2 separate regions of the Mus musculus genome follow, and region 1 is linked to region 2. A link is a loop called in an ENCODE intact Hi-C map of the cell type or tissue named here. Cell type or tissue: left cerebral cortex. All regions are shown on one strand. Each heading gives the region's core, and the rest is flanking DNA. Links, peaks and the distances in the headings are about the cores only. Region 1 holds the start of H2-M5 (histocompatibility 2, M region locus 5). Region 2 overlaps Trim31 (tripartite motif-containing 31).

Region 1 (15,906 bases), core at 6,695-11,694, 80 kb after region 2:
ATTGTGAAACCTCCCTTAAAACAGATAGGGAGTAATATTGAGGCCCCCTGTTCTGAGACAGGTCTAGGAAGAAGCCTGAACCATTTAGAACAAGATTTGTGGTCACTGATACCAATTATCAGAGTCACCCACAGTGAAGAACAATCTCAAATGGAAATATATTATTTTTCTTTGAGAAAGCAATAAAGGATTCCTGTCATCATCCCTGAGCTGTCATGTTGATATATACATGTCTTTGTTTTTCCTCTCTCCTATTGGGTTTAGTTTCAGGCAAAAGACTTAGGGAATAATTTTTGAAATGGAAGCCTTTGTCTATTTGCTATCTGAAAAGCCCCTAGAATTGATTTCTAATTTCTAGGAAAAGATACTAGAATTCAAATGCTTGTCATTTATTTATTAATTTTTGGTTTTTCGAGACAGGGTTTCTCTGTATAGCCCTGGCTTGTTATTATTAAACATGAAGGAATAGTATATGTGATAATGGAGGGTTGACGGTAATTTTATTATTTTATTATGGAACCAGGTTTGAGTATTTACAGGTGAAAGGAGAATGCACAAGCCTATCACCTCCATGTGCCACACAGGATACACTTCCTGCCACTGGACATGGGTCCAGTTCATGGTGGCTGGGGCAGTTCCCCTGTAGCTCCTGGATACTGGATGTACCAATGTACCCTTGCCGGACACATTCTCTACAGTTTCAGCTTTTCCTTATCACCGCGTGCTGAAGCCAAGTCCAGCATGTCATCATTCGACAAGGATTTGTGCTGTGCTCAGCTGCAGGAATGCTTTTGGGAAGATGGTGGAGGGACATGATCTCTGCTTCCTTTCTAGATTCTCAGAGGGGTACCCCCGCCCCTGAAGTGTAGAGGTCAAGAGGTGAGACAAGTGGCCAAGGGAGGGAAGTAAAATGGGAAAAGTGAGCTTTTAGAATAGATTGAGTAACTCATCCTTTTCCATCTGTGGGAATAAAAAGATGGGAGAGCGGCAGGATGGGAAATCCTAGCAGAATTCCTGGGTTCAGCCCTTCAGGAATGTTTTTAGAATTATTATCTGAAAACCTAGAGCAGAATCAGAAAATAAGAGAAGGGAAGTATTACAGAAAAGCTCCCAAGTTCCAGCCTGGAGACCTGTCCCAACTGGCATGTCATGGTTTGTCATGTCAATGTGAGATATTTGTCACTTGTTTCCAAATGTGCTTTAGAAAGAGTTAGAACACAATATCCTAGATTGGATAAGCACACATATATGTATATATCTTATACCAACTCACTGGGTGTGGTGGCACACACCTTTGATCCATCATAGAGGCAGAGGCAGGCGGATTTCTGAGTTCGAGGCCAGCCTGGTCTACAAAAGTGAGTTCCAGGACAGCCAGGGCTATAGAGAAACCCTGTCTCTAAAAAAACCAAAACCAAAACCAAACAAAAAAGACCTCAGATATAACCCATTTCCTACCTTTCCTCTTCCTCATCACTATGGCAACCACAGCTCCAGTAAACACAACTCCAAAGAGAAGCAGGCCAACAGTGATTCCCATGATGGGAATGGTGTGCTTAGAAGGGTCTGGGAAGGGAAGGGAAAGAGAGAGAAGGTGTGAGCCCTGGCCCTCAGCTCTTACCCATGACCTTCTCAGGGTCTCCAGAAGGGCTTCCACTTTCCCAAATGATCATCTCTGTGTCCACACCACTCCTTACCCCATTTTAGAACAAGGGGCTGGGTTAGCCCCTCATGTTGCACATGACATGTGTATCTCTGTTCCTCTCCAGAAGGTACCACCACAGATGCCCACTTCTGGAAGGTCCCATCCCCTGCAGGTCTGGTCTCAATGAGGTCCATGTCCTGAGTCAGGTCTTCCTCATCCCACTGCCAGGTCAGGATGATGTTAGCAGGGTAGAAGCCCAGGGCCCAGCACCTCAGGGTGACTTCACCTTCAGGTCTGGGGTGATGGGTCACATGTGCCTTGGGAGGATCTGAGGGAAAGAGTTGAACAATTCAGGAATCTTGAATTCTTCCCTGAACTGAAGCAATGTTTATGGACCATCTTGGAAATTGAATGGGTAGTTGAGGGATTTAAGCACCATACAGTATTCTAGATTCAGGCATCTGGAATAATCGACCCCTTGGGAAACCCTAGACATAGGATGACAAGATGGACTTCGGGACTCCCAAGGAAGAAAGGAGAAAGGTCTTGACTGGGTGAAGGCTGAGAGACTTAGCATCATTGGAGTCAAGACTCCAAAGAGGTTGGGTGTGGGCTGAGAACATGGCCTGAGAAAGGGCATGGCTTACAAAGGGCTGCAGACTGAAAGGGGCAGCTGTTTAGGGATCTTCTCTCTTTCCTTCCTGAGACAATCTCAACTCTCCCGAGAAAAAGTCGCAAGAGTCTCTGTCTAGTGTTTGATCGGGAAAACCAGAACTCTCTTCCTTCTTCAGATGCAAAGAAAAGAAGCAGTATTCTAGCCCAGCTCATTTTGCTCCCTTCCAGAGAGACTGTGAGCCCCAGCCCCAGAACAGATGGAGGAGATTCCCGGCAGCCTCATATACCTGTTCTTAGCAGAGTCTCCTTCCCTATCTCCAGGTATGTGCGGAGCGACTCCACACACTCGCCCTTCAAGAAGGATTGCCTTTGCTCAGAGACACCAGACTTCTCCCACCTGCGCAGCGTGATCTGCGCAGCTGTGTCGCCTGCGACCCAGGAGTGCAGGTCCGGGCTTAGGGTGAGGTAATCGCGGCCGTCGTATGCGTGCTTCTCATGCCCACGGAGGAAGAGTCCATCTGGCCCCACTTCGCAGCCATACACACACTGAAAGACGTGAGAGCCTGGCCCCGCCCCGGTCGTATTTGGACCACAACCTTGCACGAAACCGGTTCAGGGTCTCCTCAAGTCTGGCAACCTTGGGGGCCAAACCTCGGGAGCTGAGGACCCGGGAACTCAGGGTCGTCCGTCCGTAAGGGATGTGAAAGGGTTACTCACCATCCTTGCTGTGGTTGTAGATGTCCATGGCCTCCTGCAAATTCACTAGGGCAATCTTCTCAATGACCTTGACAGTCCTGGTCTGCTGTTCCCAATACTCTGGCCCCATCTGCTTCACCCACAGAGCGCGTGGCTCCATTCTCTGATTTTTCCCCTTATTGTTGTAGCACAGGAACTGTGTGTCGTCCACGAAGACGACAAAGATGAAGGAATGCTCCCTCAAACCAGGCTGGGTCATGGTGGTGGCAAAAAACTGCAAGGAATGGATGCCTGGCGACGGAAGACACAAATCCTTTTTTTTTTTTTTTTTTTTTTTCCGGGACTTGTAGAGGTGTAGGTGACAGAAGGGGAGCAGGGCGTGGGGTTCAGGATGAAGATTGGAGAAAGGAGAGGGAAGAGTGGTGAGGCTATTTCGGTTGTGCGGCTTCTTGGCTTCTCCAGTGCTGCCCTCACTCTCCTTGGCCGAGGCAGTTTCCCTCCTGACCCGCACTCACCTGCGCGAACCAGGGTCAAGGCCAAAGCTCCGGTGAGCAGCAAGGATAGGAGGGTAGAGAGCGCAGGGCTTCTCATCCTCCGTGTTTAGAAGGTCTAGAGGGACTGAGACTTTGTTCCTCTGTGGATTTTATAACACTGCGGTGTGTGGGGAGAGACCATAATGACCTAATGGCTTTCTTCAGAATTCAGATATGCAGTCAGTTCAGGCAGAAGGACCACACAACTGACACCTGACACTGATGGTAAGCTGGAGAAAGGAACTCAAAGGTTACGGAGGAATCCATACATCCCTTGAAGAGCAGACCTGAGGGTCACATCAGAGACCAGGAATTTTACCACCCTCTTCCCCCCACACCTGGTGCCAGGAGCTGTGTTTTAACATTTTGTTTCCAGGATCTATCTCTGCACGCTTTTACAAATGTGAGGACCTCAGAGGGATACGGCATGTTACATCCGCCCACATTTATCATATTTTTAAAAGATGTATTTATTTATTTTTATGTATGTGAGTACACTGTAGCTGTCTTCAGACACACCAGAAGAGGGCATCAGATCCCATTACAGATGGTTGTGAGCTACCATATGGTTGCTGGAAATTGAATATTCTATGACCCTCAAAGTCACTTAGATGCTTTCTTAGGATCCATGACCTCGTGATATTTTCATGCATTTTTTTAAATTTACTTCCCATATTTCCTGGCAGCTGGTTAACCTGTTGATATGTTAGTATGACTCCAGTCTGAGGAGCCCAATTGCAATTGGGCTTATTAACAATCATATTATCCAACAGTGATTACTTACAGGATAAAAAGGATATTTTCATTTTTTAAATGTCTTTTGTTTTCTGGTTTTTGTTTGGTGGAGACAGACTTTTATGTAGACTGTGCTGGCTTCAAACTCTGTAACAAGACTGTCTCCCCCCCCCCCCCCAAGTGTTGAGAATACATGCCTGAATCACACAAAATACTTATTCTTGCCGGGCAGTGGTGGCCCCATGACTTTAATCCCAGCACTTGGGAGGCAGAGGCAGATGGATTTCTGAGTTCGAGGCCAGCCTGGTCTACAGAGTGAGTTTCAGGACAGCCAGGGCTACACAGAGAAACCCTGTCTCGAAAAACCAAAACCAAAACCAAAACCAAAACTAAAAAATGAAAAAACTTATTCTTATTGCATCTTTTTTTTTTCTTTTGTTTTTTCGAGACAGGGTTTCTCTGTGTAGCCCTGGCTGTCCTGGAACTCACTCTGTAGACCAGGCTGGCCTCGAACTCAGAAATCCATCTGCCTCTGCCTCCCAAGTGCTGGGATTAAAGGCGTGCGCCACCACGCCCGGCTTTATTCTTATTTCATGTGTACGTGGGTGTGTGCCTGCTTGCTTGTATGTGCACTAATTGTTTGCAGGAGCCTGAGAAGGCCAGAAGGAGGAGTTAGAACCTTCTGATTCCCAGCAACCACAGGGTGGCTCATAGCCATCTATGATGAGAACTTATATCCCCTTCTAACCAATAGGCATATATGCAGGCAGAATACTGTATACATAATAAAGGTAAATAGACCACAAACTCAACTTTGTTACTGATATACTTCAGGTCCAGACAGACAGATTCCTGTTCCCTCAGCATCATGCCTTCTGGATGGTCCAATCAGCATGGAAAAAGTATCATTGGATGTATCTGTGAGGCAAAGGGCTGTCCCACAGTGTCTTTAGCAATCCCATTTTGTGGTAGTACAGTTGAAAGACTTCTCAAAATGGGATAATCTGGAGATCAGAGATAGGGATGGAGCCCTGAAGGGTTTAGGAACTCCACAAGAAGACCAACAGGGTCAACTAACCTGGACCCTTGGTGATCTCAGAGACTGAACCATCAACCAAAGTACATACACAAGCTGGACCTAAGCCCTCTCTGCTCATGTGTACCAGATGTGCAGCTTGACCTTCATGCAGGTCCTGAACAATTGGAGCAGGGTCTATCCCAAAGCTGTTTGTTGCCTGTATGTTGGGGTACGTTCTAGCTGGGCTGCCTTGTCTGCCCTCAGTGGGAGAGGAAACACCTAGCCTCGAAGAAACTTGAAGTGCTGGAGTACTCTGTGTGTGTGTGTGTGTGTGTGTGTGTGTGTTGTAATCTGTTCAGAGGAGAAGGGGAGGAGGAAGGATTGTGGGAGGGGGTGACTGGGAGCAGGACAGTGAGTAGGATGTAAAGTGAATAAGTAAAAATGAAATTAAATTTAAAATAAAAGGTATGGACAGTATTAACTTCAGTGTTTCAAAAGAAGTTAAGGTCTCTAAGAGAGGTAGCATTAGGCTACCAGTGGAAACTGGGGGTGGCAACCAGCTGCTCCTAAAGTGTAAATGACTGCTTCTTTTGGGGACTTGTTTGGACAAAATCAAAAACACTTTGAGTCGAGTGCCCTGAAGTAGCTCACGTCCTAAGTTAGAGGAGGCATTTTGCAGAGGCATTTTGGACCTCCGGGCTTCATAGCCTTGTTTATCAGGAGCTTTCTGAATGATGTCTATAAGGACACCCTGTTTTATCTGGTTAAGAAATTATCAGCATATTGTGTGAGGATGGAGCCTTGGGTAAAGGCCATGGAATCTAAAACATCCTTAAGTATTGAAGAAAATCCTGAAGGAAATTCACTTTATGCCTGAGGTATTGGACTCCAGATTAATTTTTTTCTCTCTAAATGCAAGTGCAGACAGAAATATCAAGTCAGGGTGTGAAGGAATCTAAAAGAAAAATGAGCAGAACACATCTTCCTGAGGGAATTCAGAGAATTATAGCGCTCAGGGTTTTGTTTTCTGCCAATCAAGGTATTTTATTTCTGAGTTCAATTTCCTTCTTCCCTTACTGACAAGATTGGCTTTGTAGGGTGAAGAAGCAAAACCAACGTCAGCTAAGAGAGAGAAAGTTCTTTCTCCTGCATCTTGTAAGAGGTGATGTTAGACTTGTAAAGGAGAGGGTTTGTTCCCCTTCTCAGGAAGGGCTATCAGACTGTGGTCAGCAGGAGCCCAGCCTCATTAGCCATTAGCTTGTGTGCAAGAGCTAGATGAGGCTTCCTGTCATGTGCCGCTCTGTTCTAACCTACTAAATCAAGATAACTTTCCAAAACAGCAATAAGTAGGAAGTGTGAGGTCTGCTCTGAGGACATGGAAGTAAAACCACTTCCTTAGGATCTTATATGGTAACATCAAATTTATATAACAAAATTCTCTCTAAATATACACTGGTGAGAAGTCAGAGAACAAAAAGAGCCTGCAACGCTAAGAGTGCCTGATACAACTTGGCTGTGATAGCTAGACAATTAAATAGGTTGTTTACTGACTCTAACAACAGCTCGAGGGGAATCAGAAATGTCAGTTATTCACAATTTCTTTCACCTGAGATGAGAGAAAAACTACAACTCTAGTTCTGAATCTTCTACTTTCAGCTGTAGGCTGCCACTAAGATTATCAACTCATTAGGGGATGTGGTTTTATCTTACTGAAGGGGAAGAGGAACCTCTGGAGGATCTTGATATTTAAGAGTATTTACCCTTGACATGTACTCCCAAAAGCAGTAATGCTATACTGTCTGTAAAATTCAAAGGCAAGATTTGCTTTCTTAAGAGCAATGTTTTTTTTTTTAACTAGATTTATTCACTTAATTTTATATGTGAGTGTTTTGCCTGCATGTATTTATGTGCACCATAAATGTGTTTATGCACACGGAGGTCAGAAGAAAAGTACCATATTCTCTGGAATGGGGGTTACGGGTGGTTGTGGAAAAAGTGGATGCTGGGAATTGAACTAGAAACGCTTAAGAAAATTAAGCATTCTTAACCCCTGAGCCATCTCTCCATTTTGTTCATTAAAAAAAAAAAAAATTCGGGCTGTCGAGATGGCTCAGTGGGTAAGAGCACTGACTGCTCTTCCAAAGGTCCTGAGTTCAAATCCCAGTAACCACATGGTGGCTCACAACCACCTGTAATGAGATCTGATGCCCTCTTCTGGTGCATCTGAAGTCAGCTACAGTGTACTTATGTATAATAATAAATAAATCTTTGGGTTGGAGCAAGCAGGGACTGAGTGAGTGGAGTTGACCAGAGTGAGCAGAGGTCCTAAATTCAATACCTGACAACCGCATGAAGGCTCACAACCATCTGTACAGATATAGTGCACTCATATACATAAAATAAACAAACAAACAAATAAATAAATCTTAAAATATATATATTTTCCTGCCGGGCAGTGGTAGCAAATGCTTTTAATCTCAGCACTCAGGGGACAGAAGAATCTCTTAGTTTGAGGCCAGCCTGGTCTACAGAGTGAGTTTCAGAACAGCCAGAGCTACACAGAAGACCCTTGTCTTGAAAAACAAACATACATACATACATACATACATACATACATACACCCTTTTTTCACCAAGCCAGGCATAGTGGCACATACCTTTAATCCTAACACTCAGGAGGCCTGGTTTACACAGTGAGTTTCAGGATAGCCAGTGGTACACTGTGAGACCCTATTGTAGCACTCTCCCTCTTCTTCCCCCTCCCCCTCCAAAGTTATTTTTACTTCTTGTTTTCCTATACATCATTTCTAAAGAATTGTGTGGCTACTTTCTTATGTCTCAAAGAAACCCAAGGCAAATCTCAGCCCCTGTGACTCCGCCCAGCATTTCTTGCCCTGCCCCCTACCTAAACCTCTCCAACCCAGGGCCTGGGCTTCGCTTCCCTTTCCCCAGCTTCTCTTTTCTATATAACTCAGCCATTTTAGCCACATGTGCTGGGTTATCCTTTGCCTCTTGGGCCATGGCTCCTCCTCTCTTGCCCCCTCCCCTCTCTTTTCTTCTTGTTCTGCTCCCACCCCCACCCCCTTTATGGTCCAGTTCAGTCCGTACGTACCTTTCCAGATGCATCTGGCAGAACTCTCCCTCACATCTACAGTAAAAAATCCCCGAAAACCTTCTCTTCAACCATTCCTAGCAGCAGCCATGTCCTCGTTTGCATTCATACTTCCACTCCATATTTAAAGATGAAGCAGCCCAGCCCACTATGCTTTTCAGGGCCTTTCGCTTTATACCAGAAAGTGAGTTCCTGTCCACAAAAGAAATGAAAAGAAAAAAAAAAAAGTTTGTACTCAGGTTCTTCAAGGTCTAATACAAACATGACTGAAAAACTTGTTTAAACCTTTCAACAAAAACCCTTGAGGTAAATAAACAAACCATGACTGGGATTTCTAACCCAGGTGTCACAGTTCATACTTGTAATTCTGAAACTGTGGAGGTCAAGCAAGAAGCCAAGCAAGAAGCCTTATCACAGGTTCTAGGCCAACCTCCAGCTACCCAGCAAGACTCATTTCAAAACAAGAACAACAAAAATAGCAGACAGTTGACCCAGACCCAAAGACTGGCCACAAGTGCTTCAAACGGCGGAGCTGAGCCACTCAGATGTTGATGTTGGGCACAGAACTGTAATGGTTGGTGTTTGGCTTGCTGGGTTTGGAGTAAACCACAATACAAGTATTTTCCTGCTATTTTTTTCCTTTTTTTCTATTCTCCTCCTCCTCTTCCTCCTCCTCTCCCTCCTTCTTCTCTTCCTCATCCTTCTGCCCCCCTCCCCAATGGAAATATTAACTTTATACCATTATTAGAGTATCTACTTTTTTGTTGTTGTTATTTTTAAACAGGGTTCGTAGTTAGAACTTCTGAGGAGATTTTGGATTTAGATTTCCTAATGGTACAGCTGTTACGACTGTGGATAGTGGGTCCACAGATATGGCTCAGTGTGAAGACCACCTACTGCTCTTCCAGAGGAGCCAACTACTATCTGCACTTTATATTATGAGACATACTTGAAACCTTGTGGGGATTAAGGACAGAATATGATGGATTAAAGTGACAGTTTGGGTGTAAAGTTCACATGGGATGAACTTATGATTAATCTTCTTTTTGAAAACAATTTACTTAATTTTCTTTTATGTGGGTTGGTGTGAGATCCCCCAAAACTAGAGTTAAAGACAGTTGTGAATTGTCATATGGGTGCTGGGAATTGAACCCAGGCCCTCTGGGAGGGCAGCGGGTTCTCTTTACTGCAGAGCCATCTCTCCAGCCTTATGAGTAATCTTCTTTACTGAGTTGTCTGGATTTAGAAACCACCCCCTGCTGGGCATAGCTTCAAGGGCGCTTTTTGAGAAGAGAAGACCCACCCAGAATGTGAATGGCATTATCAAACAGGCTTAATTCTCAGACTGAATGAAAATGGAAACAGGAGAAAGCCAGCTGAGCACTTTCATTCCTTTTTCTTTACTTTCCAACCCACCCAGACTCCACCTGTACCACCGCTAGCTGCTCCTGTAGCCACACCTCCCCTTCTGTGGTGAACTTTACCTTTTGACTGAGAGCCAAAATAAACTTTCCCCCAACAGGTCACTTCTTGTGATGCATCTGGTCACAGAAATGAGAAAACAAATTTTATAGCAAGTACTTGTAAGAATTATGACTATCAGAAGTCTCCATTCATTGCTGACAGAGATACAAATAGTATAGCCACACATGGGAGATACCCAGTAGTTTCTTTAAAACTAAGAAAACACTTAACTATACAATATACAATGGCCACACTTACAGGTTTTCCCCCAGGACAAATCAAGAGCATGGTGCACAACCTTGACACGGTGCAGGCATCATTTTGCCTCTCTGGACTTCTTAAATGCATGGTCCCAGTCAAACTTAAGTCAAATAACATTCATCAGTATGTGGGGCTAGTCCTCCTCAAAAGTTTCAGGGTTATCAAAATCTAGGAAAATCAGAGAAATTGTCACAGAGGAGCCCTAAGGATCAACTGAGACCGAGTGTGTGGTGCCTTGGATAACGTCCTAGGAAAAAAAAAGGACATTAGTAACAACTGAAGAGTGTAAATAAAATATGTATAAATAAGTGTGTCCATATAGTTTCATGGGTTATAAAATGTATGGTGATGTGAGATTTAGTTTTATGCATGTATATGTATGCTTGCATGAGGTCATGAGAAGCACATATGCAGTGCCCTTGGAAGTCATAAGAGGACTGTGAGCTACCATGTGAGTGTTGGAATTGGAACTGGGTCCTCTGTATGAGCAGACAATATGCTCTTGACCATGGAGCTGTCTCTCCAGCCCTGTAGGATGTTTTAAACAGAGAAACTGGTGACTCTATATATTACCTTTGCAGTTTCTCTGGGGAAAATAAAAGCATCCTAAATTTTATTTTAAGATTTATTTATGTGTGTGTTACAGAGAAGCTGAAGTTGCAGACTTGTGATCCATCTGATGTGGGTGCTGAGAACTAAATTCAGGCCCTCTGCAAGAGCGGTACGTGCTCTTAAACACTAAGCCATCTCTCCAGTCCCTTACATTCTAAAATTTAAAAGGTCATGATTAGAAAATAGTTTTCAGGGACAGGGAGTGTGGCTCAGTAATAGATTGCCTAATTAATATATTCCCTGGGTTGAATCCCCTGCTCTGTGTGCATATATACACTGTCTCTACCCCACAACTAACCAACAGAAACTGGAACAACAAAGCAATCTGTTCCATTTTCCAGTGTTGACAGCAAACAGATGGAGAGGGGAATACTCAGAGATACTACAGGATTCCTTCTAACAGCTCTAACTTTCTTCCACCTACTGCGTAGATCTGGGTGGTCAGAAACATCTCATTCCTAACCACCCTTGTCCATCCAGGTTTCAGTAGGCCACTTCCAACTGATTCCCAATCAGACACAATCTGAGAGGTCAGAGCAGCAGCGCCCTCGTGTGGCCGTGATATTGAGGCTAGAAGACCCTACAACCTCTTACAGAAACTTCCTGAGACCTGACTCAGAACTCAAAGCAGTGTCAAGTGCTAACAGAGTCTGAGTGCTTCCCAAATCTAGGCAAACACAGATGTGTCCTCTTCTTTGAGTGATGGTGGACTCTGATTCATGATACAAGTCTCCAGCTTGACTACACAGCTAGTTTGTAGCTTCCATTTGGGCTAGAACTTCCCTCCTCCTGGGAACAAGCCCAGAACTTTCCACAAATAAGATGGGGGAGGAGCCAGAGCCACCCAGGGCAAGGTCCAGGGACGACAAGGAGGTCACAGAAGTCAAAATAGGTAAATTGAGCCTGGGAGGGAGGACAAAAGGAATGCTGGGTGGAAATCGAGAAGAATGCACCACCGGAAGTTTAGCAGTGGGGACATTAATGCTTCTGGGATGGGTCCTATTGGAGACAGGGTTAAGTTCTTCTAGCTCAAGCTCTGCTTTTCACATGGATAGTGACTCATTGAAATATTAGGTTCTGAAATGTCAGGTTATGGGAGGCGGAGAGAAAAGGGAAGAGAGGGAAAGAGGTAGCGAAACATCTTAACATAAAATTTTTCATTGTATTGTATAGGTATGAGTTTATATTTTGCTTGAAAGTACACTTGCATGTCAGGTTAAAAACTATGTGTGTTAGGTTTCTCTTAAGATTGCTGGAGATTTTTTCATTTTTCCTTTTCTTTTTTTTCGAGACAGGGTTTCTCTGTATAGCCCTGGCTGTCCTGGAACTCACTCTGTAGACCAGGCTGGCCACGAACTCAGAAATCCACCTACCTCTGCCTCCGTTTTTTCGTTTTTGTTTGCTTGTTTGGAGGCGGTATGTTTTTTGGTTCTTTGGGGTTTTTTTTAGACAAGATGCCACTATGTTACCCCGCCTCAAACTTGAGCTCTTAAATCTCATAAGCTAAGTAAACACCCTGTCAGTCACTGAGCTACATCCTCAGGCTTTTTCTTTAGACGAGTGTTAACTAACGTACCCGGAGTGTCTGTGTGCAGTGTCTGACATTCAGGCTCCATTTTTCCTGTACCCTCTAGCTTCATTTTGGGACAGGATATTTAAGTGGTTTGTTCTGCATCCGTGTGACTTAGTGATGAACAAAGGTTTGTCCAGTTTCTGCTCAAGCTTTTGCACCTTTCCATGGTCATCTAGTTTCTATAATTTCTCCAAAACTTCCAAATCTAAGAACAGCTAAAAATTCTGGAGGTTAGTGATTTATGCCATTAAGGGTTTTTTGTTTGTTTTGTAATTTTAAACAGGGTCTTTCCCTGTAACCCAAGTGTGCTGCAATCCTCTCTCCTAAATTCTGAGATTACAAGTATTCTGCTTATAGGTGTGTTGATTGGGGGTGGGGAGGTGAATAGAAAGGTGCTGGTCTACAAAGTGAGTTCTAGGACAGCCAGCCCCAGGGCTATACCGAGAAACCCTGTCTCAAAACACCCCACCCCCACCCCCAAAAAAGGTGCAGATTTGCAAGTCCCACCAGGATAGTGTCTGCACCAGGATAGGGACAGACTTCCTTCATGGTCCGGTTTCTCTACATCTCATGAGTACTTACTTTAGTAGTCAGCCTGGAGTTTGGATAGAGTTTGTGTTCAGATTTTTGTTTGTTTATGATACAGGGGATGAAACCCAGGGCTTTCTGTATGTTAGCCAAACATTCTACACTGAGTACATTGCCAACTATATTCAGAATTTGGATCTCAGTCCTTCCATGCTTGCCTCCTGATCTGAATACTGTCAATACTAGAGCCACTGGGGCTGCAGTAATTTGCTTAGGGGTTGGTAAATACCTACAGGTGTTCCTTAACGTTTCTATTGTTTTGATGAAACACCATGACCAAAAAGCAAGTTGGGGAGGAAAGGGTTCATTTTCCTCACACTTCATATCACTCACTGTTCATCATCAAAGGAAGACGGGACAGGAGTCAAATCGGGCAGAAACGTGGAGGCAGGAGCTGATGCAGAGGCCATGGAGGGTGCTGCTTACTGGCTTGCTGCTCCTGGATTGCTCAGCCTGCTTTCTTGTAGAACCCAGGATCACCAGCCTACAGGTGGTACTACCCATAATAAGCTGGGCTCTACTCCCATCAATCACTAATTGAGAAAATACCATACAGGCTTGCCTATAACCTGATCTTATGGAGGTATTTTCTTTTCTTTTTATTTATTACTACTATTATACTACTATTTTTATTTATTACTACTATAGCACACTGTAGCTGCATTCAAACACACCAGAGGGCATCGGATCCCATGACAGATGGTTGTGAGCCACCATGTGGTTGCTGGGATTTGAACTCAGGACCTCTGGAAGAGCAGTCAGTGCTCTTAACCACTGAGCCATCTCTCCAGCCCCCTGGAGGTATTTTCTTCATTGAGGTTTCCTACTCTCAGATGACTTTAACTTGTACCAAGCTGATATAAAACTATCCAGCACAGACACAAAGACCAGACAGAGACTTGCAGTTCTTGCTCACCATGGTGGTCAGAGGACAACTTGGGCAAGTCAGTTCTTGCCTTCCACCATGCAAGTTCTGGGATTCAAACTCAGATGGTCAGGCCTGGTGGAAAGTGCTTTTAACCACTGCTGGGTGGTTTTTGTTCACCGTCGTGTCGTTTGTTTGATTTAATACAGGAAAACAAGAAAAAAAAACCCACAAACACTGAAAACTATACCCAGGGCAATTACCAACATCCTGCTAAAAGACAATGTCTTCAGGAAATCATCATGGCCCCTGGACTGATTTTGTTCTACGAGCATGAATCTAGCCACAAGCAGCTCCTCTCCTTCCTTCTCCTCCTTTCCTCTCCCGTCCTTTTCTCTCCATTCTCTGGCCTGATCTCTTTCCTCCTGGACAAAATATCTATTTTGTTTACAGTTTTGGATGTTTTACTCACTCATGTCATGGAGGGTGTCGTATGGGAAAGCACAGGAAATAGTGGAGCAGTAACAGGAAGCAGCCAAGGCAAGATTTAGTCTCCAGATACATCTTCCAGTGGCCTACTTCCTCCAACTAAGTCCTAGCTTCCACAGCTTTACAACCTCCCATTGGATTAGTCTATTCAAACTTTAAATCCACAAATGAATTAAACTATTCATGAGGTTGGAAACTTTATGACATAATTGTTTCTAGGAGTACCTACACACACACACACACACACACACACACACACACAGAGAGAGAGAGAGAGAGAGAGAGAGAGAGAGAGAGATGCTTTACCAATCTCTCAAGTTCATCAAGTTGATTGTTCAGACAGGGTCTCATAGTCTAAGCTAGCCTGAGACTGATTACGTAGCCCAGGATGATCCTTACTTAAAGTTTGCTATTTTCTTGTCTTAGCCCTTTAAGTGCTGGGATTAGAATTGTGTATGACTATGTCTGGCTCCCTATTCAGATCTCTCTCTATATAATGTGAACCCAAACTCTGGCAGGGAATCAATGACACACATCTAATGGTTTCCTAGTTAAGATAGAGTCTCAAGTAGCCCAGGCTAGCCTTGAACTCACTCACTATGTGGCTGAGAACTTTGATCCCCCCTTCATCCATCTTTCAAGTGCTAGGATGACAGGCATGTACTACCACACATGAGAGATGTTCTCTTTAGTAGTTGATAATTTTTTCTACATTCTTTAAATCAAGTTTTCACCTAGCGTAGAGGTGCTGAAACTGAAGAGGCGAGGCGACAAACCCAGTGCTATGCGGACGAGTGTAGTTAACTAAAGATTTATAGACAGAAGCATTTCTTAGACATCAGCGAAGCACGGGAAGAAGGATGCTGAGCTAGATAAAGGTGGAGTGCAGTGGGCTAGAATGTGCCTGGGCTTTCTCAAGAGGTTCTTAGCACATCAAACATCAGCTGGAAACAGCCTAGTGGCCAGCATAAAATGTTGAACCAACCTTTGTAAGGGTTTCATTTGTCCTATAGTGTTTGACTGTGTGCTGGGGCTACCTGCTGGCCAACATGGTGTTTCCACCTCAAGAATTAAGGACCAGAAGCCAGTATACACTCAATCACTGAGTCGAGGGGGTCTTGAATTCAAGGTCAGCATGGCTCCATAGTGAGTTCCTAGGAAGAGCTGTCTCTAAGAAAGTAAGTAAATAATAAATAAATAAATTATTTATTTATTTAAAGTTGAAGAACCTAAATCAGCTAATTATGGTTGCTCAGTTTTGTAAATAAGGTAATTTGAAGTCAGGGTGAGAAACAGTTCATTATTGACGGAAAGCGTGGTTTTTGTTTGTTTGTTTGTTCTTTTACCTCACTACAGGCCTGTTACATATGGATTGCTTCAATCCTTCTTCTTCTTCTTTTTTTTTTTTTTTTGGTTTTTCGAGACAGGGTTTCTCTGTATAGCCCTGGCTGTCCTGGAACTCACTTTGTAGACCAGGCTGGCCTTGAACTCAGAAATCTGCCTGCCTCTGCCTCCCAAGTGCTGGGATTAAAGGCGAGCGCCACCACCACCCAGCAACCTAGTACCTTCTATACTTTCCTATCACCCTCCCCAACTATGTTTGTGCTTTGGCTGCCTGAGACCTGGGTTAAGTGTTATAATTCCAATGGAACTTATTAAAAACAAATCCAAACAAACAAAAGAAAGGATTACAGAGAGAGA
Region 2 (15,906 bases), core at 4,932-9,931:
TGGGGAAAATGAGAAATACAAAAGGGGAGGTTATCTCCTTATTGGTAGGTTGAGGAAGGTCTAGTGTGTGTGAACACCAGTGAAGAACAAGCTTATAGAACTGTTTTATCCTTTTAAATCTAGAGATAATCATAAGATAGTGACACCTTTTCACTAATTAAAAAATATTCTAGAGGAATGGAAATGTATACATTCATTTCTCAGTTCCATAAAGCTCAGCTGGAGGCAGCTCGGTCTGTAGTTGGAACTGACCTATGGTGCCAGCTGAGGAGCTGTGACCGCGATGAAGGCATCTGAAGTGATTCAGTTATGAGGGTAGCTAGGGTAAAAGCCAGGCTCAGCTGTCAATCCTCCATATGGCTTTTAATTTGTAACTTCTTGTTATCAACCTAAAATTTGCTTTCTATCTCCAATTTCTAGGGAGCCTGTTACAGAAGAATAATTCAGTGTTGCCCACCTCAGGTAGGATTCCTTCCTAGCACATTGGTCTTCCTGAGGGGGAAGCAAGGGACCTCCAGGTCTGCAGGTCAAAATGTTCTGTCCATTACACAGCTCTGATAGAGCAGGGGAAAGGTAGAGACCAGACCCCAAGAAGAGGTACTTCCCTGCATGAATGACTGCTCTCAGCTCCCCTGAGAGATGCAGGGATAAGAAGAGAACAGAGAGAATAATAAAAGGCTCACCACAGGAGAGAGGGGGTGAGGGAAGAGGACTGTGTAACTGTGCAGACTTCAGGTCCTAGAAATAGATAGACATAGAGTGAGGGCAAGCTTCTCACACACCTCTTCTGCTTCCTAAACTCCACCTTCCCCTAATGTGGTCCCCCTACTTGGTCCATGTCCCTCCCACTGTCTCAGGGGCTCAGCAGTGCCTGTTGTCCTACTGACCTCTCTTTTCTCCTTTCCTGTCCCCCAAATGTCAGTGAATCAATAAAACTGAGCCCATCTAATGCCCCATTCCATCCCCTTTCGCATTGAGACATCCTTTGTAAGGCAACAGCTCCTTCAACATAATTCTGGAACAAGCCAGAGCCCCTCATGCTAGGTTCCTGGAGGAGGAGCTGGCTGTGAGCCTGAGCTCTGGCCAGCCTCTAGTTGCCCCTGAGTCAGCACATTCCTTACAGAGGAGAGCTGGGGAGAGGTATAGGCTGCTCTCCTCTGGATGCTGCCCATTTTATTTTCTTGGCTATTTGTGTGTGTGTGTGTGTGTGTGTGTGTGTGTGTGTGTGTGTGTGTGTATTTGCACACAAAGAAGGTAAGAGCCACAGAGTGGAGATCAGAAGTCTCTCAATGTGTGTATACATTTATTTCAGTGTGTATGTGTGTGTGCATTTCCCTCAATGCATATATACATATATACAGATATATATACACACACACATATACACACACACATATACACACACATATATATACACACATATATATTGCATATATATATAGTGTGTGTGTATGTGTTTCTCTTAGTGTGTGTGTATAGTGTGTGTAGACTTCTCTCAGTGTGTGTAGTGTGTGTGTGTAGACTTCTCTCAGTGTGTGTGTGTATTCATTTTTCTCAGAGTATGTGTGTGTTTGTGTATGCACTCCTCTCAGTGTGGTGTGTGTATGTGTCTGTGTATGCATTTCTCTCAATGCATGTATATGTGTAGAGTGTGTGTGTGTGTGTGTGTGTGCATTTGTTTGTGTATGCACTTCTGTGTGTGTGTGTAGTCCTGGAGACTAAATTTGGGATTTGAAAGAGAAATTTTTCCTTCCATGAGAAACTCAAAAGCAGGGGACTGGACAACTTGACTTGAGGCTATACCTCTTTCCTCTTCTTTATCTTCCCACAGTCCCTGTGACCCTGGACAAGTCCTCAGCTGACCCAGACCTCACCTTTTCTCAGGATCTAAAGAAAGTGACCTTGTATATTGTAGCTGGAAAAGCTTCCAATAGGCAGGCAAAACCTCGACCATTCTACCCTTTCCACTGTGTGAGGGGTTCCCCAGGCCTCTCCTCAGGCCGCCAGGTGTGGGAGGCAGAAATCCGGGGGCCCTCAGGTGGGGCATGCATTGTGGGCGTGGTTACAGAGTTGGCGCGAGGGGCCCAGAGTCAAACCGTGAGCGCGCAGAGCTACATATGGGCACTGCGGATCTCGCCCTCTGGATGCCAGCCATTCACCAATTGTAAAGCCCAGGAGTACCTCCAGGTCTGTCTTAAGAAAGTGGGTGTCTATGTGAATCATGACTGTGGAGAGGTCGTCTTCTATGATGCCATCACTAGCAAACACATCTATACTTTCCAAACTTCCTTTGACGGGAAGGTCTTCCCCCTTTTCGGGCTCCAAGTTGCCTGCAGCCATATCACCCTGAGCCCTTAGGGCTGCTCGCTTGTGTGTTCCTCAGTCTCTTCCCACCTATCACTCAGGACGGGATGAGACAAATGGTAGAAGTGAAGTGTGGCCCTACTCTGACACTCTACATGCCACACAATCACCTGATGTTTCCTCTCCCTGTCTCCCCCAAGTAGAGAAGACAGTGGAATACCCCCCAAAGACTATACACGAGGTTTTTCAGTGCTGCACTTGGTAGCAGGACCTCAGAAAAGCTTCTGGCTGCACCCTGCTGACACAGGGGTGCAAGGCGCTGTCCAACACATTGGCTGCTGCTTTCTCTACTGTATTACCTGAAACTCTTGTGACTCATCCTTTCCTGAGATCTGAGAACCAGAGGTTGTACAGAGTCGGCCAGTTCTGTGCCAATGCCCCGTTTGTAGATTTGGACAATCTACAATCAAGAATAAAACCTTTTGACATTTCAAAGCAACTTTGTCATCCTCAACAGCTCTGTCTTCTAATTAAAAGCAAAATTGTAAACCACCCTCCATGTTGATTTAAATTTCTAATTTTGGGTTAGGTATATCTATATTCTTAGCCTCATCTGTCCCTCCAGCCTAAGGCTGGTTACCACTGGAATAGGTTAAATGATTGTCAAGGGAACCACACATATAGCATACTACGTTTTACAATAAAATTTTTAATGTATTTTACATTTCTGTAGTGGGGGAGTGTTGCAGGATTTTCCCTGTCCAATTACATTAGTGCAGGCAAGGCATGTGATTGGACAGGGAAAAGGGAGGCAGAGCGAGTAGTTGCAGAGACAGAGAGGTCTCAGGAGAACGGAGAAGGAGAATGGAAGCTGATGTGGTGTTATCAAAAGGTCAGAATAATTGGGTTAAAGCTTTATTATTATCAATAGGCTCTGAAATTATTTATTGGCATTTTATAAATTGTGATTCCATTCATACATAAATCTAATTGGTTAACTATAAAAAATGGTTAATTAAGCTTTAAGAGTCTGATTTTACTGGGTTACTGGGTTTTGTATTATCAAACCTAGAGGGTGGTGGATCTATTTGGTTACTGGAGTGTGGGACTGCCAGTTACAAAGGATTATAGTGGAGAGAGAACTAGAGGCTCACTGGACAAGCAAGCCAGTTACTTCAGGGGCTAGCTCCAGAGAGTTGGCAGTGGCGGCGGCAGGAGCACGGGAGCATGGTCCAACCCCTCGGGGAGTTGGCAGGTTCCATTTTTAATATTTCCCGCAACATTGTCAGTTACAAGAGTTGACTTGGTCATGATGTCTGTTCATAGCAATGAAATCCTAGCTAATACACAGAGCTACACAGCGAGACTCTGACTCAAAATGGAGAGGCAGGTATACATTCTGTAAATTTCTCATTGGCAGGTATGTTATCATTATATCCTTTGTGTTATGTACAAACCAAATGTTCCTCTACAACCATAACCTACGCTGTTAACATTGTATTTTCTGCTCTGGCTGCATTTTCTGATTTGTTTAAATACAACAACCTAAGAATGTTTTCTTTCTTACAGTGTTGTAGGCCTCAAGTTGAGAGTAACTGTTCAGGTGTCAGACTGGGTCAAAATAGTTGCTTTCAGCTACTTGGAAGCTGCCTGCCAGTTTTCCAGACAATTGTCTCTTTTGACTGCTGTTCTTTAAATATCTTAAAGGCATTTTCTTGGGATCATAAACAGTCATCCTGGAACTCACTCTGTAAATAAGGCTGGCCTTGAATCAAGAGATCTACCTGCCTCTGCCTCCCAAGTGTTGGGATTAAAGGCATACTCCATCACTACCTGGCTGATTCTGACTATTCTTTATTATTATTTTTTAATATTTATTTATTTATTCTATGTAAGTACACTGTAGCTGTTTTCAGACACACCAGAAGAGTGCATCAGATCCCATTACAGATGGTTGTGAGCCACCATGTGGTTGCTGGGATTTGAACTCAGGACCTTCGGAAGAGCAGTCAGTGCTCTTAACCGCTGAGCCATCTCGCCAGCCCTATTATTTTTATTGAAAATTGTTTTTATCACTGTGAGTCTTCTTACCCACTTTGAAGACAACTGAAATGAAAGCTGTATTTTTTTTCTATAACTACATGCTGTAAATATATGTGTAGAAATGATCTGCCATATTGGATACTGTTTTTCTCCAAGATACTATTTATTTAATATGTTGAATATGTGTTATTTCCAGAGTAGACAGAGTTATGTAGTCATTATTTCTAACATAAGAAAAGCACAAAGTGAATATATGATATCTCTATTTCTTAATTAGATCTCTTAAGTAGAGTTAGCTCTCCTGGAACCCACAAAGTAGATCAGGCTTGACCTCAAATTCCCAGAGTCACTCCTCCCTCTGCCTCCAGAGTTCCCTGACTAAAGGCATCCACAAGGCAAACAAATGATTGAGGTCTTCAGGGTAAGAGACACTTCATCACTGCTCCCAGGAAGCAAAATCTTCAGGCCACTAGAGCTCCCTGCCACGCTGAAACTGGAATTTGGAACAGGACAAAGTCCTGGTGACATGGTGGCCAGGCAATCATCTGAAAAGGGGGCAGGAGGAGCTGGACTGGGCTGAGCTTATTCTGAGCTCCAGCTGCTCTGTCAGTGGAGCATGGGTGCTATTCGGCTCCTCCACCCACCTCAGAATTGTAAGGAAATCCACACTGTCTGAGAACTCAAAGCACAAGCCTGTAAATTATGTTTTACCCTTTCCAGGTATTAAAAGACACTCCTGAGTAGAAATAATAAAAATAAATCTAATGCAAAGATGATATGCACTGTAACACTAGCCAACACCTTCCCAGCATCTGGGGGCAGGTGACTGGGGAGTCGTTGGTTTTCATCGTCGTTTTGGTATGTCCAAGAGGTTGGATGTAAGGGCAGATTTTAAGTTGAGAAGCCTTCTGGAAATAAGCATACTGTATTAAATGTTCCAATATAGCCCAAGTTTCATGGAAATTAGTATGTAGCTAAAGATGACTGTAGGGGCAGCTCTGATGCTAAGGTCCTGTTCCCCAATTGGTCTATCATTAAAGAGAGTCACGGGACAATTGCTAGGCAGAAGGTACAGGCGGGACTTCCAGGAGGTCCCTGGAGGAAAAGGGAGACCCAAGAAAGGAGAAACAGTTTCACACTGCTTCTGATGGAGAAGGGTTGAAGAGCCATGTGAGATCTCAAAGATGAGTGGCCACATACATAAGCTTCTCCTACAGGTGGTGGTCAGGGTCGTTTAAGCAGGGAATAGATATGACTACCCACTAAAATTTAGGACAGGCGGGGAAGGTACAGAACTAAGAGTAATGATAAGAGCATGTTTTCCAGGTGGGAGAGAGTAGTGTCCCCGACAATTGTGCCAAGAAGGCAAGTTGAAAATAAACAACTGTGTGTATGTACGTCTTTTACCCATGGATTCAAGGGAAGCTGGGTAGCCACAGCCCATTCCTGAAGGATAACATGGCATAAAACTACACAAAACAGATGACCCTGAACTTCAGATCCTCCTGCCTCTGCCTGTGAACTCCTGGAACTACAGGCTTGTGACATAAGTCCAGTTTTATACAGAGCTGGGGCTCAAACTGAGGTGTTCACTAATGATGAGCAAGAGTTCTACCAACTGAGCTGTTTTCAGACTTGTTTTATTTTTTTAAATTATTTTACTTTATGTACATGAGTGTGTTGCTTGTTATATGTATGTGCACACACCATGTACATACCTATAGATGGTTGTGGGCCACATATGGAAACTGGAAACTAGTCCATAATCCTCTATAAGAACAGCAAATATTCCTAGCCACTGAAATATTCTTCTGTGTGTGTGCACGCGCGGACACACATACACACACATGCACGCACACACTCGAGTTTAGTGGCTTCTCTGACACTTGCATAAAATCAGGGATTAAATCTTTAATCTGTGTTTTAATCAGAAAGCCAGCAATCTTGAAAGATTTTGACTTAGCATCCTAAAGATCTCATCTTAGAAAGGACAAACAAAGCCAGTCATCCATTTTATATTTAGTCTTGACCCTCTAGTCAGGTGGTCTCTCTTGCCTCTGAGATTTGGGGTGTTGGTGCTTTCCTCCTTATGGTCTCCTCTCTTGTGGCAAGAAGACAGAGGAGTGCTCAAACACTAAGACTCCGAGTCTTCCATTCCTCCTGAGACAGTCCCAACAAGGCAGGCTCAGCTACCTCCAATATGCCAATCAGAGGGACAGTCACAACTTAAAGCACCGGAAAGAGGAACAAGGAACACAGTCACTTCACAGTCCATCCTCGGGGTCCTGACTTGAGCTTTAAGTTTAAATAGAGAACAAGTGGTATTCACAGCTAAACCCATCTCTGGGCGAAACTTTCTCTGCTCTGTGCTGCCAGGTGGTTTGATGAACTGTCAGAACCAAGTGAAATCTCTTCCAGGGAAGCAAGAACCAGGGCTTTGGCCTCTCCTCAGCTTGGGATTCCTGAGGGAATTTTAATTCTCTAAGGTCTCTTAAGAGGTCTTTGAGGCCAATAGACTGATGACCAAAGTGAGAGGCACAAGTGTTTTTAGTATACCTCCATTCTGCTAGAGCAGTCACAGTGCTGCCACCTGGTGGTAACACCATAGTGCTATTTTCTATGGAGCTGAGCATCCCACACCCAATATCAAAACCCCACAACTGGCTTTCAATGTAGAGATTGCTATCAGCTGTTCATAGTGACACCCTCCCCCCCCCCCGTAACTTCAGGTAGGAGAGGGACATCTCTCCGGTTGTAGGATGTTTAGACACCACCAGAACTTATGAATGTAAGTCTGGTTATCAAGTTTGCTTTTTTTTTTTTAAACTGCTGAGCCATCTGCACCCCCTCCATTTTTTGTTTGTTTGTTTGTTTGTTTATTCCTAACAGGGTCTCAGTATGTAGCCCTACCTGGACTTCATTATGTATACCAAGATGCTCTTGAACTCAGAGAAATACACCTGCCTCTGCCTCCCTAGTGCTGGAATTAAGGTGTGAGCCACCATACCCCTTCCTCCTTTTTGAGATAGGCTTTCTTTTAACCCAGGCTGGACTTTCAAGTTCCTGAAGGAAAGAGTAAGATATGTATAAATTTAACCCTAGCCTATCCTGTAAACCTGATCATGGGCTCTGCCACCTCTTCCTAACACGGCCCCCCAACCCCAACCATCACCATCCTAGCAAAGCATTGCAGCCAAGATGGAAATGAAACAACAAATGAGGAGCTAAAATGAGCCCACATTTCTAAACCTTAGCAAAGCCAGGAGCACTGCTGCTCAAGCCTTTGTAAGGGACAGATGGAGCCCTGTGTAACTTCGATGAACTGTTTGTCATTCAATGTCTGGACCCTTAACACAGGGAGGGGCAGGGCAGAGGAATATCTGAATATTTCTCTGTGTATTCCACCCCCGTCCCCTCATCCTTAGGTTTGAGAAACTCTGTTTTAGAAAATTAGACCAAGCCTCCATTCATGTTTATGACCAGAGATGAGAGGCGATGCACCCATCTTGAGCCACTGCCACTAGGGGGAGCTGTCGTCTACTCGAAGAACAGTGAGTGGTAAAGTCACGGGTTAATTTTAAGGTGGCAGGGTGGGTAGATCACGGTGGTCCACATCTAGAATCCCAGCACTTCGGTGGTCCCGACAGAAGGACAAGAGTCCAAAGTCATCATTAGCTATGCATCAGGTTCAGTCCATATTGGCCTGACAAGGACCCGATCTCAGGAAACAAAACTTTAAGACTGGGGGAGGGGCAATACTTCCATGGGATTTGGGTTGTGACTTGAAACAAACAAACAAACAAAAAGAAAACACCCAAAGAACAACAACAACAACGATGACAGAAAACAAACTGCCCTCTCACATGCCCAGCTACAACACAGAAAGGGAGAATACTAACAACTTGGGGTGGAGGGCTGGGGTTGTTGAAGATCCATCCAGCCTGCCTCTATCTTAGGCATAAAGACATTTTATGGTAAAGAAAACTAGGTTCATTCCTGTTTTTGATTAAACCTTGGCTTCTCAAGGATGGGGCCATGTCTCACCTGTAACCTTAACTGAAAATGGCTTTGTACTGCCTGTTCTAGGACGCCAATCCTGTGTTTGTTTTAAAAAGTTATTTATAACAATCTTGCAACCATACCTTTGTTCCAGAAAGTTATGTAACCACCTATGACTACCTTGTTATGTCTGACTGTTGTCAAGACTACCTTGCTGTGCCCACCCTAAAATCATGTCTTTGTTTTGGGAGGAGAGGGGAAATAACTTGTGTTGGTGTTCTGCTCCTATAATCCAACCTACTGGAAATACCCTATCTCTGAGCCTTGTCTTCCTCATATCCACTACTGAGCACTAAAAACCCTGCCTAAAGGGCAGGCAGCCCATGTACACGAACAAAACAGCTTGCTTTAATTAATTCCTTGCTTTAATTAACTCGGCTATGATAATTTGGGTAGTGGTCTTTCTCCTCCCCATCTTTGGGATTAACACTGTCCCTTTTCTTTATATTCCTACAGTCCCTATTAGCCCTGGATGTAGCCTCTGCCCTTCCAGACTTTATCTTTTCTCACAACCTAAAGACTCCAGTCGGTCAGGGGGATTCAGGGAAATGTTTAGACTCCGGGTTCTTGCTCTTGCCCCACCTGCTGGGGTTTCCTGGTAGCTCCTTTGGTCACAGGGTTTGGGAGTCGGAGCTCTGGTGGTCTTAGGGAAGAAGAGTAAGCAGGACCTACGTGGTAGGCGTGGTCTCAGATGTAGCCATCTGAAAGTGAAGCCTATGAAAGGCTTCTGGGCTCAGGTCTCTGGCTCCAAATGACAGCCACTCACAGACAGCTATCCCTGGGAAAATCTACCAGTCAGTCATAGAAAAGTTGACACCTAAGTAGCTCATGACTGCGGGAAGGTTCATGATGCCACCATGAACAAATACACCTTTCACTCGTCTTTAATAAGGCCATTTCCTCCTTTTTCCAGTATCCAGTACCCAGATCACCCTGAGTCCACAGAGTTGGTTCCTTGCCACACCCTCCATCCTTTCCTTATGATGGGATGTGCTGCCGGTGGTGAAGTTTGGTCCTAGGATTGACCTAACAAAGGTCTGATGTTTTTTCTCTTCACTTGAGGCCAAAAGAAAACTATACCTGAATGCCCCAAAGGCTGAACACCAAGTTTGTCTCTGTCTCCATCTTCGTTGTCTTCTTTTCTTTTCTTTTCTTTTCTTTTCTTTTCTTTTTTTTCTTTGTTTCCTTTTTTAAGACAGAGTGTGTCTCTATTAAATAATTTTGGCTGTCCTGGTACTGGATATGTAGACCAGACTGGCCTTGAAGTCAAAGGTATTTCACCTGCCTCTGCCTCCTGAGGCCTGGGCTTGCACCACTATGTCTATTGCTTCTTTTAAAAAACATTAAAAACAAACAAACCTAAGAGTCAGAGGCTAAGGCAGCACTTCTCAACCTGCGAGTTGAAACCCCTTTGGAAGTCAAATGTCAGATATCCTGAGTATCAGATATTTCTATTATGATTCATAACAGTAGCAAAATTAGAGTTATTAAGAAGCAATGAAATAATTTTATGCTTGGGGTCACCACAACATGAGGAACTGTATTAATGGGACACAGCATTAGGAAAGTTGAGAAACACTACAAGTAGTTGTGGCTGTCCTGGAGCTTGCTATGTAGGCCAGGATGGCCTCAAATTTACAGAGATTCCCCCTGCCTCTGCCTTCCAAGATCTCAGGTTAAAGTCATGCACCAGGACACCCAACTCTAAACACAGGTTCTCAACTCTGGTGCTTCAGAATTCTTTGGACATGACTGGAAGCAGTCAAACTTCTATAGGCTATGGGTGAAGAAGACATGAATGCCATTGGACATCTGGCTGCACCTCAGCTGTCTTTTCCCTTTCTTTTTCTGCCCTGTTTCCCAGCAGCCCCCCCCCCATGACTCTGGGTATGTGGTATTGGTCAATCTGGACCCTATCTTTTCCTGAGACCTGAAAACCTTCAAGGCTGTGTGACAACCTGGCAGATGCTAAAGCTAGTTTGCAGATGAGCAAAGGTTACAATGTAGCACCAAATAGCTCTGGGTGTGCTGACATCCTCAGGGATGTGCAACTTCTTAACATCGAAAAGTACTGTTGTCACCTACAACATTTACCCTGGAGAAACAGAAAATTGAGTTTAAAACCCCCTCTCCTCAAATCCCATAATGTGCTTAGTTAAGTTTATTATTACTGTCGTTGTTGTTGTTGAATGTCAGATTAAATACACCTAAGAGGCAACTCTAAAGATAATTTTAAAAGGAGGCACGGAAACAGACAAGCATTTTACACCTTTCACACAAGAAGAGCAATATACGTTGGCATGCTGTTTGTGTCTCTTGTAGCTTAGGTTGGCCTTGCGCTTAGTTCATGGCTAGAGTCAATCCTTCTGGATGGCTGGAATTACAGATGTGCAGAATCCAAACCCAGGGTTTTGTGCATATTACAAAATCACTCTACAACCAGAGGTACATCCCTCCCATCCTTTAAGTAGAAGCCTCTTTTGTAAGTAAAAGGATACACCAAAACCTAGTAAGTTACCTATAGGAAATACTAAACTACGCAGAAAGGATAGAAATTCATCGTTTCTCTATGTATCTTCTTTGGTGTTTTAAACTTTGATTTCTTGTAAATAGTTTTAAGTTTATATTGTATCTTATTTTTAATCATTGCATGTCTGTGTGCCAGTGTGGTTATGTGCACATGAGTGCTGGCTCCTAGCAAACACCAGGAACATTGAATCCCATGGAGTTGGAGTTACAGGTGATCCTGAGACCCCAACTAAAATGATGGGAAATGAACCCAGATCTTCTGGAAAAGCAGTATGCACTCTTAACTGCCGAGCCATCTTTCCAGCCCTGATTTAATGTAAACATTTTACATAATTTTATTAAAATAATTAAATAAGACAAGAAGGGGGCTGCCTCATGGGTAGACACACGAGACAAAATTAGCCTATCTGGGTGATTGGCCACTTTCATACCAGAGGGAAGTTATTTTAAAATTACTTTAGCTAGTTCTTTGAGAATCTGCATTCCCAGCTACATATATAGATTGAGAAGGGAATATAACTAAACCTACATGTTCAAGACTGGTCTTGCAGCAAAGTGAGACTCCATCTCATAGCAACAACAAAAACACCAAATAACGAAAAAGTCACTTAAAAAGGTAGAGACCTGATGCTATATCCTCAATGGGATATGAATAAAAGCAATTGCAATTTTTAACTTTTCAATCACAATAGTAATGTTAGTATGGTTCTTTTAAAAAACTATTATTGTGTGTATATGTGTAAGCCATGGCACAGGTGTAGAGGTCAGAGGAGCAGGGATTGAACTCAGATTATTAAATTGATGGCAGGTGTCTTTACCTGCTGTACCACCTTGCTGGCTCTTAGAACTGTTCTTACAGATCATTATGCCTGATGCACATACATATGGTAGGACAAAACAAATGATGATTTTTTTAATGTGTGTATGAGTTTCTCCATGAATGTATGTGCATTGCAAGGTACCTTCGGAGACCAGAAGAGGATGTCAGCTCTCCTGTGACTGCTGGGAATGGAACCAGGATCCTTTTCAAGAGCACCAAGTGTCTTTAACTGCTGAACCATGTCTTTAAGCCACATAAGGAGTTTTTACTGTCACTAAGAACCAGGATTCTCCAGGCCATGGTGGCACACGCCTTTAATCCCAGCACTTGAGAAGCAGAGGCAGGTGAATCTCTGAGTTTGAGGCCACTCTGGTCTATAGAACTAGTCCCAGGACAGCCAGGGCTACAGAGAGAAGCCCTGTTTCGACAAAACAAAACAACAACAAAAATTAAGCAAAACAAAACCCAGGATTCTCAAGCTAAAAGATTAGAGATTTTTTCCTAACAAATATTACATGAAAGAAGAGAAATTATGCATAATAATAACCCTAAACTTAAATAGGAAAATCAACATAAACATATACTACATTTTCCCCTTGAAAATAGAAAATTATTTCTATTATGCGATCCATTTTGGAGAAGATCCCATGTGTTGTTGAGGAAAATATCTGTCTATGTGTATGGAGAAGCTTTGAAATTTTCCATAATGGAAATTCATGCACATGTGCATATGTGCATGTACATACACACACACACACACTCAGTTTCCCAGAGCCAATATTTGAAATTGAACCTGAGCCAGAACCCAGACATCTTTTCAGAGATGCTGGTACAATTTTGGCTATCAGCAAAGTTTGATTTTCATGTGTAATATCTTGGACTAATTGGTTCATTTTTAAATGCAAAACCTACCTGCCTACCCTTCTCATATTAGAACCCAATGACTCTCCCAAAACTGTGTGCTTTCTCCCCTGAAATCTCACAGTCACCTCAAAAGCCTGCATTATTTCTAGCTTGCCATGTGGATCTGGGAACTAAATTTAAAACTGCCCTGATTTCTAGGTGACACCGCCCCCCCCCCCCCCAACATGGCATGATTCTACCACTGACCTTTAACCACCTGCAAATCAAGGTGGCTGGGGAGGGACTCCAAAAGCACAGGATGCAATGCCTCCTTCTGCATAGATTCCCTTAGGCTGGCTCTAAGGGGCGGGCTAATGGCAGGCAGGTTAGGTCGGTGGCTGGGCTGTACGGGGTGTGGCTGGCGGACCTCACGCAGCTGCCAGGCGCGTGTCTGTGCCGAGGCCCTCTCTGTATCCGCCCACGGATTCCAGGAGATTCAGTCAGCCCAGGCCGGGCTCCTCTGTCCAGTTCCCCAAGTTACCCGCAAGGCGTGGCGATTACATAAGTGGCCCTGACTTGCCAGTTGAAGGGACAACCTTGGGTTGGGGATATGTAGGCGCAGACAGGCAAACAACTCTTCCAGCACCACCCCCTGGACTGTCTGAAAGTCCAGGCAAATCATCAGGGCTGCAGTGGTGAATTTCAGCCTCCTTGCTGGTAACAGGAACTTGGTCTGCCAGTACCCTGAGCTCTCCGTCTTTACCCATTTTGATCAAGCTCAGGTAGTCAAGATGGTGGCCTTTAACCACTAAGCCATCTTGATAGCCTGGTTGTTTTCAAGGTAGGGTCTCTAGACCAGGCTAACCTTCAACCCCCTGAGTAGCTGAGGAAGATTTTGAAGTTTCAACTTTCCTGTCTTGATCTCTTGGGTGCTGGGATGTCAGGCCTGCAACCCATACCCTGCTGGGGAGTCTGCTCGAGACTTTGTGCATTCTAGGCTAACACTATCCACCTAGCTACATTTCTGGCTCTGCGTTGTCTACTGTTATTATCTCCACGATCAAAATAGAAGCAGAGGCCAAAAAATCTGATTTGGTTCAGGGCTTCAGAAGTTTCTGTCCATCATGGTGGTGAAATGGAACGGCTCATATCACAGCAGGCCAGGAAGCAGAGGGAGGGCTATGTTGACTGCCTGGTTCACTTGGTCCAAGCTACCCCTTATCAGTCTTGAGCCCTACACGATAGGGAGGTGCCACTCATACTTGGCAAAGGTGAAACCCATCTCAATTCCTTGTCTTTGGCAAATGTCCTCACAGACATAGCCATGGGTCTCTCAGTAATCTCCCAGGTGACTCTAAATCCGGACCAAGTTGAGAACAGAGATGAACCATGATACCCCTCTGGTGGGGAGGAAGTCCCTCCTTCAAAGCCCTATTTCCCTGAAGAGTAATATCCCAGCCATTCATCAGGTTCTGACTGAGAATTAAAACGAGGGGTCTCCCATTCCTCTGCATGGCTCTTTGTTTATTGAACTTAGCAGTTTAGTATATGTTCTAGAGACATTATTCTATTTCTCCTCACCACTTCTGGAAGATTTAGGTATCGCTACACCCTCACATTCCATATATGGCAAGTTACCCCAGACTTGCCAGAAGCTTATATGTGAAACCCATCTTGAAACTGTCCGTCATGACACACCTCTGTGACCCAACACTCAAGGAGCTGAGCGCTGTAGAACAAAACAGCAGCCCTGTTTATCAGATCTGCTGCACCTGATATCAGGATGGGGTTTGTACGCTGTTAATATTCATTCCATCATAGAAAAAGGGATGTGAGGCTCCTTAACTTGGGGTTCACAGACTGTGCCCCATCAAACCAGGTTCAACTTCCCTTCTTCAATAAGCCAATTAAAAGAGCCAAATTAAGACCAGAAAATAGAAAAAGTAGATTTATTCACTTTGGCTATCTTGGAAAGAGAGGCAGAGATCCAGTCACCTCCTTAAGCCCATCCACCTCCAGGTTCGTTCCTGACATGGTGTTTAATCAGAAAGCAAGAGATCTGTGTAACTAAGCTACCCATTCAGAATGTGGTCCCCAGACCACTGCTGTCTCAGCTCCAAGTCTCCCAGGCAAGGTCATCTGACAAGTTGTCAGTAATTTGTAGGAGACAACTTACTCTTCTTCCCCGTGACTTCAGACTTCGTTTTCTCCAGTAAGAGATTCTTGGGGTCCATCCTTTTCGTAGTCTGAAAGCTTAAGAGTGTCTCTCTGAAGTATATCCATCCCTGTCGGATAGGCAGTTACACTCGAAGGGGAACAAGTATGGTCGAGATTAAGTAGGCAAGCTCCAAAGGAGATAGGAGTGAGAGAACAGGAGCCCTCCTGCTCTTGAGGAAGCCCAGAAGAAACTGGTATCACCATCAAGAGAAGAGAGTCAAGTGCTGGGCTCCATGAGGAACACAATGCCCAGAATTCCCACAGACATTGTAAGACCTGAAGTGACCTAGTTCCCCTGCCCAGGTCTGTTCTTGATTCCCTGTTCCCAATTCATTTTGTCAAGGGCCTCCCTGTATAACCTGTACCCTGTGGAGGTCCCCTCTTAAGGGCCTTCGTGAATGTGAAGCTGGGATCTTGATCACACCACAAAAAAGAATTTGATGATGAGCCAGCATGAAGCAGGGCTGGGATTTATTAAGAAAGAGTAATGCTTTAGATTTTAAGTGCAGCCATTAAGAGACACGCCTAGCTGTCTGAACAATGGCTGTATGCATGATTTTGTGGCTTTTGAAGTTACATTGCTCAAAGGATATAATTTTCAACCAGGTCCAAAGGTCAAGCAAAGTTTTAAAATTAAGTTTTAAAAATGATGTAATTCACTCATTTCCCTTTTACTAGTTTTTACAGGTATTTATTTACTTAGGTATGTGGCAGTTCAATTGCATACCACTGTGCTTGCACAGGGGTCAGAGGACACCTCTGAGGAGTCAGTTTCCTCCTTCCACCATGTGGATTCTGGGAATCAGACTCAGGTCATCCGGTTCCAAATGCCTATACTCCAGCAAACCGTTTCAATGATCCCCTTTACTTATTTCTCATAAGCAATTCTGTAAACGAAACCATGAGCTGCATTACGAAGTACATTGTTTATCCCAACAAGTTTTATTTTTAAGGTTTGTTTTTAATTATGTGTCTGTGTATGTCTGTGTGGGCGTGTAATCGTGAGTACAGGTACCTGCAGAGGCCAAAAAGCATCAAAATTCATGGCGCAGCTATGGGTGGTTATAAACTGCCTGATGTGGATACTGGGA

What was found. Peaks named below come from ENCODE experiments on the same cell type or tissue, not always from the same donor. Only the 100,000 strongest peaks of a DNase experiment are listed, where the experiment ranks them.
Region 1: it touches region 2 in a loop (5-fold over the local background); 18 of 42 quality-filtered maps call a loop at or near these places.

Annotation. Positions count from the first base shown.
Region 1 is chr17:36,985,958-37,001,863 of GRCm38, forward strand. It overlaps H2-M5 (histocompatibility 2, M region locus 5), which reads right to left and starts at 3,576. Exons shown (of 6, transcript NM_001115075.2): 1 at 3,472-3,576; 2 at 2,978-3,247; 3 at 2,548-2,823; 4 at 1,698-1,973; 5 at 1,459-1,566; 6 at 898-1,061. The coding sequence starts at 3,547. The coding sequence ends at 1,021. It also overlaps a transcript of Zfp57 not described here. In left cerebral cortex, for the core only: a CTCF peak has its summit at 11,247 (motif pointing left); DNase peaks (open chromatin) are centred at 9,625 and 11,237; H3K27ac peaks cover 420 bases.
Region 2 is chr17:36,907,360-36,923,265 of GRCm38, forward strand. It overlaps Trim31 (tripartite motif-containing 31), which reads left to right. Exons shown (of 8, transcript NM_146077.2): 7 at 421-462; 8 at 1,832-2,858. The coding sequence ends at 2,358. Among named protein-coding and RNA genes, the nearest start is that of 1700031A10Rik, 8.5 kb to the right of the region's middle. In left cerebral cortex, for the core only: CTCF peaks have their summits at 6,944 (motif pointing left) and 7,851 (motif pointing right); DNase peaks (open chromatin) are centred at 6,932 and 7,882.